Regions from separate parts of the Homo sapiens genome. Here region 1 is linked to region 2. A link is a contact called in ENCODE Hi-C or POLR2A ChIA-PET data. All regions are on one chromosome and are shown on one strand. The core of a region is the stretch at or near the end of the contact, and the rest is flanking DNA. Distances in the headings are between cores, read along the strand shown.

Region 1 (3,099 bases), core at 490-2,989, 720 kb after region 2:
TGACCTTAGCTCAAAGGTCCCCTCAAACTTCAGCCCCCCGGAAAACTTCCCTAAGTCCTTTCACCTTCCTCTGTGGAGGAAATGACCACCGTGGAAGTTATCTGTTGGTCTTCACGACTCACTCCTCTGACTTAGGAGCTTCTCTAGGACAAGAAGCACGTCTTTTCATCTTTGTAGCGCAGTGCCTGGCACACAGGTGGGCAATATCAGCTGCTGCATGAGTAAGTGAAAGCAGGAATGGCTTTACCCATTTCTGGCCTGGTGAGGCCCAGAGACACTGACACCTGGAAGTCACTCAGCTAATAATGGGCCAGTGCTGAACCTGCAACCTCATGTTCTCTGCATTTTAACATTTCAGGGATAGAGGCCGGGCCTATGAGAATTCTCATGATGTCACAGGTCGTACAATCACCTAGAAGCAGGAGCCAGGTCCAGCTTCAGTGCTGCAGCCCAGCACCCAGAACAGTATCTGGCAGGCAGCAGGTGCTCAATCAATGAAGGTGCAAGACTGGTATAAATAAATGAATGAGCGAAGTGAAGTGAATCCTAACTGCCATCTTCACCTTTTACACCTACAGGGAACTTGAGTTTGTAAGGTCTCAGACATGACATGGAAGGATGATAGGAAGCAGATGAACAGGAACAAGATCTGGATAAAGAACTAAACGGTCCAAGTGGCGCTAGCTGGTTGCTGGTGGCCCACTCAACAGGTGACTCACCCAGAAGTTAACTCCAGGTACAGATAAAATACACAAAGCAGGCCGGGCACGGTGGCTCACGCCTGTAATCCCAGCACTTTGGGAGACTGAGGCGGGTGGATCACTTGAGGTCAGGAGTTCGAGAGCAGCCTGGCGAACATGGCGAAACCCCATCTCTACTAAAATTACAAAAAATTATCCGGGCGTGGTGATGGCGGGGGTAGTCCCACCTACTCGGGAGGCTGAGGCACAAGAATCGCTTGAACCCGGGAAGCGGAGGTTGCAGTGAGCCGAGATCGTGCCACTGCACTCCAGCCTGGCGACAGAGCGAGACTCCGTCTCAAAATAATAAACAAATACGTTAATAATAAAATAAAATAAAATAAAGTAAAACAAAATACACAAAGCCTTATACCAAGGCGTGAGGCTGCCGGGATGAGCCCTGTGACCCAGGACCGGCTCTTTCCCCCGTCTGGGCCCATCTGTGCCCTGACTGTCCAGGACTCTAGCAGGCTGGTAGAGGCGTGTGAGCGGCCACACTGGAACTCGAGCCCCCGGCCCCGCAGGAGCCGCACCTGTATTTGAAGGTGAAGCCCGTGCGGTCGGTGCCCACTCGGTACTGCCGCAGGAACTCCTTGAAGCGCCTCTGCAGCTGCGATTTGCGGGCCTGCCCCTCGTCGGCCTGGGCGTCGCCCCCGAAGCTGTCGCTGTAGAAAATGCCAGGATCGTCGAATCCCGACATGACTGCGCCTGGGGTGGGAACAAACGGCCAGAACAGGCTGGGGGCAGCGCCTGGCACCTCCTCCCCTCCGACGCCTGGGTCCCTGCCCTGAGTCCGGAGCAGGGGGACCCCCGGCCGCGCTCCCGGACTCCAACCCCAGTTCCCGAGAAACTCCTGTCCCACTCCAACTACACCCGGAAATCCAGATGCCTGCTGGCTCCCAGTCCCAGTCCCACTCCCACTAGCCTCACCTCTGGTTTTCCGCACTTCACAAACCAGGGGAGACAAGAACCTCCACGCTCAGCCGCCGAGTTTCGCGGGAAAAACAAGAGGCGGTGTTCGGACGCCGCAGCCGCTGCGCTCCCATTGGTTCGCCGGAGCCTCGCGGCCAGCGATTGGACCGTTCTGAGCCCTCCAGCCCCGCCGCCCGGACTGTCTGCCGAAGATGATTGGCTGCAAAGTGCATGACCTCGCCTCCTTCCGGGCTCCATTTTGTGTGCGGAACAATTTGGCGCGAAACTTCTGGCTGGGAAGGAAGTGGCGGCGCAGGACGGGGCGGACGCAAAGATGGCGGAGGGGCGGGCGCGCGGAGGACGCCTTTAGGTGGTTTCTTTTTTATTTTCTTGGTTTTTTTTTTTTTTTCCTGACGCATGGTCTCGTTGTGTTGCCGGGGATGGAGTGCAGTGGCTGGATCACGGCTTACTGTAGCCTCAACCTCTTGGGCTCAAGCAATCCTTCCGCCTCAGCCTCCCTTGTAGCGGGGACCACAGGTGTACGTGATTTTCTTAAAATATTTCATAAAGACGGAGTCTCACCATCTTGCCCAGGTCTCGAAACTCTACTCTCAAGCGACCCGCCTGCCTTGACGTCCCAAAGCACTGGGATTACTGGCGTGAGCTACCCGGCCAGGCCTGCGTGCTTTTCTTAAGCCTTCTTTTAAAGTCCTATGAAAAAAAATGACCCTTTTCATAGCCATAGGGAGAAAAAACTAGAAGTTCAGAAATGATTGGGTCCAGGTGCCCATTTTGCATTGGGAGACTGTGCCCTGTGGAGTATTCGCTTCCCGGTCGTGGGGCCCGTTCTCTGGGCCTGAGGCTCTGAGGAGCCCCTGTCCTCCAGCTGGTGGCAGGACAGGGCGATTACCGCGCGGCTCACCCGCGTCCCCGACCCGGGTTCTCGCACCCTAACACACTGCTTTTATTTGTTTATTTATTTGTTGAGAGGGAGTCTCACTCTGTCCCCCAGGATGGAGTGCAGTGGCTCAATCTCGGCTCACTGCAACTTCTGCCTCCCCGGTTCAAGCGATTCTCCTGCCTCAGCCTCCCAACTAGCTGGGACTACAGGCAGGCGCCACCATGCTCAGCTAATTTTTGTATTTTTAGTGGAGACAGGGTTTCACCATGTTGCCCACACTGGTCTCGAACTTCTGGCCTCAAGTGATCCACTCGCTTCGGCCTCCCAAAGTGCTGGAATTACAGGCGTGAGCCACCATGCCCAGACCGGCCTCATTCTGTTTAACAGCTGCTTAATTTTCTGTAGTATGGTGACAAAGACTCTCCTTGACCAAACTCTAGCCAGGTTCCTCTGGGCTCCCTTCACTTCTAAGCCTCAACCTTGATCTATAGGCACTGTGGCTCATGCCTGTAATCCTAGCACTTCAGGAGACCAAGATGAGAGGAT
Region 2 (3,261 bases), core at 686-3,185:
AGAGGCCAGGCAGGAACTGGATTGAACTGGAAACTCAAGCTGTCCACTTGGGTCCAGTCAGGATGGATACTGATAGAAGTGGGGGTCTCATGTTGCCCACCTCATGTTTAAGAAGATTCTAGAATTATAGATTATTTGATGTGAAATTTCCTTAAATGTAAATGTTGGTAAATAAAGTAACTATTTAAACGATATACATGCAAACACACATTTGCACACACACGCCTTACACACAATGGCTGGTCAGATTTAGTGCATAGCCAGCCAGCTGGTTTTCTGCTTTGGAATTATAGGCTGCTAATTTTTTTATTTTTTCTAGACATGGTCTTGCTTTGTCACCCAGGCTGGAGTGCAGTGGCGTGAACACAGCTCATTGCAGCCTTGACCTCCTGAGCCCAAACAGTCCTCCCATCCCAGCCCAGCCCAGCAAATAACTGGGATGACTGGCATGTACCACCAAGACTCACTAATTGTTGTATGTTTGTAGAGACGGGGTTTCACCATGTTGCCCAGGCTGGTCTCAAACTCCAGAGCTCAGGTAATCCGCCTTCCTCGGCCTCCCAAAGTGCTGGAATTACAGGCATGAGCCACCGTGCTCTGCCTAATTGTATTTTATTATACTAAATGCAGTTTCTTTTGCCTTCTGTATCTTTTCAAACCCTGGGTGGTATTCCCCCAGCAAGAGTGAATTCTAGTTTACCTACTACCTATGCCTGTATGCTTACACTTTCACTGAATTTCTTTAAATTTTTAAATAATATTAGGAAGAAAATGGGGCTGATGAGCAGCTCTTGGGGCACTAGAGGCCTTCTGGGTAGCTGTCATGCCTTGAACGTTTCTTGAGCGTGCCTTCTCCAGCCTCCAGTGAGCACGAGGTCTGCATTGGCAAACAGATGTCCACTGTCCTGGGGACAAGAAAGGTGTGAGTCCTCCATGGCAAACAGAGAAGGAAGGAGATGTCTCCTTTCCTGAATCAGCTTATTGGGATAAACAGGAAACCCACAGAGGCTTTCTCACCAAGGCCAGCGTGTTTAATAGGCCTGCATCTCACCTCTGAGGATCACAAAGTGTGTGAGCAGCGTCCCAGCAAGGAGACACCGATGCTCATGAGGATTCTGAAACCTCTGTTCGCTGTTAGGAAATGCTCTTGACCCATGAGTGTTCCTCTTTCAAGATCCTCCAGCATTGCCAACCCGTCCAGCAAGAAGGGGAGAGATCTCATAGCACGGGGGCTTGACTAAATTTGAGGAGTCGAGGAAGTGACGTTTCAGCTAAGACTTTTTTTTTCCTTTGAGACAGGATCTCGCTCTGTTGCCCAGGCTGGAGTGCAGTGGCTCAATCCTGGCTCACAGCAACCTCTGCCTCCCGGGTACAAGCGATTCTCCTACCTCAACCTCCCCAGTAGCTGGGAGTACAGGTGCCCGCCACCACGCCCAGCTAATTTTTGTATTTTTAGTAGAGACAAAGTTCCACCATGTTGGCCAGACTGGTCTCAAACTCCTGACCTCAAGTGATGCTCCCGCCTCGGCCTCCCTAAGTGCTGGGATTACAGGCGTAAGCCATTGCGCCCTGCCTCCGCTAAGTCTTCAAGATCGGCCAAGGGATGATGAAGAAGGTTGGGGAGAAGAGCGGGGATGAGGGGAGCCCAGCTGCAGGCCGCATATTCAAAGACTTGTGGCTGGGAGGGAGGTCCGGAGAAGAACTGAGTTCTAGAATCTGAAAGACGGCTAGCATGGGTCAGAATGGAAACTAACCAGACCACAGTGTCAGCCACTCAAGCTCCCCTAGCCAAGCCTCGTGCTGAATTTTGAGGGCTGCAGTAGAAAAGCGGGCGCACTGCGAGCCCTGCGTGTTGCCAACAGCCTCGGCAGAGCCAGGAGGTGGCGCTGTCGGCACACGCATCGTGCTGTCGGCGCTGCGCAGCCGCAGCCCGGGACCTTGGAGGACAGGCGGTCGGAGCCGCTGCTGGTGACGTCAGCAGTTTTACAGAGGCACAAAGCCGGAGCAGGAAGAGTAAATGTCTGCACCAGGAAGGAGCCAGGGAGGCCAAGTTGAGAGCACTTCAGAAGAAGTGAATAGGTTCAGGAATCCAGCAGCGCCGGAGGGGTGGAGCCAGGGAAATACTACTCTGTGACAGTTTTGCTCATGAAGTGGAGTGCCAGGAAAACACAGCGTCTGGCCGGGCGCGGTGGCTTATTCCTGTAATCCCAGCACTTTGGGAGGCCTGGGCGGGCGGATCGCTTGAGGTCAGGACCAGCGTGGCCAACATGATGAAACCCCGTCTGTACTAAAAATACAGAAATTAGCCGGGCGTGGTGGTGCGCGCCTGTAATCTCAACTACTCGGGAGGCTGAAGCAGGAGAATCGCTTGAACCCGGGAGGCAAGTCAGCCGAGATTTTGCCGAGGCGCAATCAGCCCAGATCATGCCACTGCACTCCAGCCTGGGTGACAGAGCAAGACTCCGTCTCAAAAAAACAAACAGAAAAAAAACACAGCGTCCAGGCAGCTCCACCTTCCATGTTGAAAGCCTGTGACTGCCACATTCTAGCGGGACTGGCTTGTTTGCCTGCAGAACGGAATGGCCCCGGGGTCTGTCTGGGTCTGGGTCCAGATGAGAAAGGCGCCCAGCCTTCCTCTGGCCCCAGCCCTGCACATTGACCAAGGATGGATGGCCCTCCATACCAGGCACCCCGGCTCCTCCTCATTCCCCTCTGGCTTCTCCCTTCCTCCTACCGCCATGCTGATCCTCCATCCTTCTGGCTCTGGGCAGTGGTTTTCAAAAGCACTGTGGTGGTAGTCACTGGGGCTGTTGGCCACATTTGTCTGGCTTTTCCCCTTTCCAGATGCACAGTGGGATTATTCTTCCTGGTCTCCTTATGGTTGGGTGGGAATATGTAACCAGTTCTGGACAAAAGAGTTTTGAATGGAAATAATATGTGTCATTTCTAAGCCACAGCAATGAATGCTGATATAAGACCCTTTTCCTCTACTGTGGCAACCAGCAATCTTCCAGAAAGTGGTTGCTCCATGATACTGAGTCCAGGAGGGAAGACAACCGGAGCAGAGAGGCACCTGCCCCATGATGGACATGTAGCGTGAGCAAGAAGTAGCCTTTGCTGTTGTGAACCACTGAGATCGGGGGCTTGCTTTTTGGTGGTTTTTGTTTGTTTGTTTGGTTTGTTTTTTTGTTTTGTTTAGTTTTGTTTTGTTTTTTGAGACAGAGTTTCGCTCTAGTAGCCCAGGCTGGAGTGCAATGGCGC

Evidence for each region. A loop is a pair of places that touch in the nucleus more often than their neighbours do. ChIA-PET counts read pairs that join two places held with the same protein, here RNA polymerase II (POLR2A). Pooled maps may share reads with other maps.
Region 1: a pooled map shows a loop between it and region 2 (6-fold over the local background). The contact joins the promoter of MCM5 here to the enhancer-like site in region 2. A Hi-C loop is called at or near these places in 7 of 50 pooled maps. POLR2A ChIA-PET finds 5 or more read pairs at or near these places in 3 of 52 experiments (A549, activated CD4-positive, alpha-beta T cell and activated naive CD4-positive, alpha-beta T cell).

The regions. Positions count from the first base shown.
Region 1 is chr22:35,398,780-35,401,878 of GRCh38, reverse strand. MCM5 (minichromosome maintenance complex component 5) reads right to left here and starts at 1,739. Exons shown (of 17, transcript NM_006739.4): 1 at 1,671-1,739; 2 at 1,274-1,448. The coding sequence starts at 1,440. RefSeq lists enhancers at 1,975-2,134, 2,145-2,194.
Region 2 is chr22:36,122,790-36,126,050 of GRCh38, reverse strand. No RefSeq gene overlaps it. Among named protein-coding and RNA genes, the nearest start is that of APOL3, 36 kb to the left of the region's middle. RefSeq lists a silencer at 1,746-1,815 and an enhancer at 1,756-2,050. Within about 2 kb of position 1,935, at least 31 of the 41 ENCODE cell types and tissues checked have a DNase peak (open chromatin) inside an H3K27ac peak, as active enhancers do.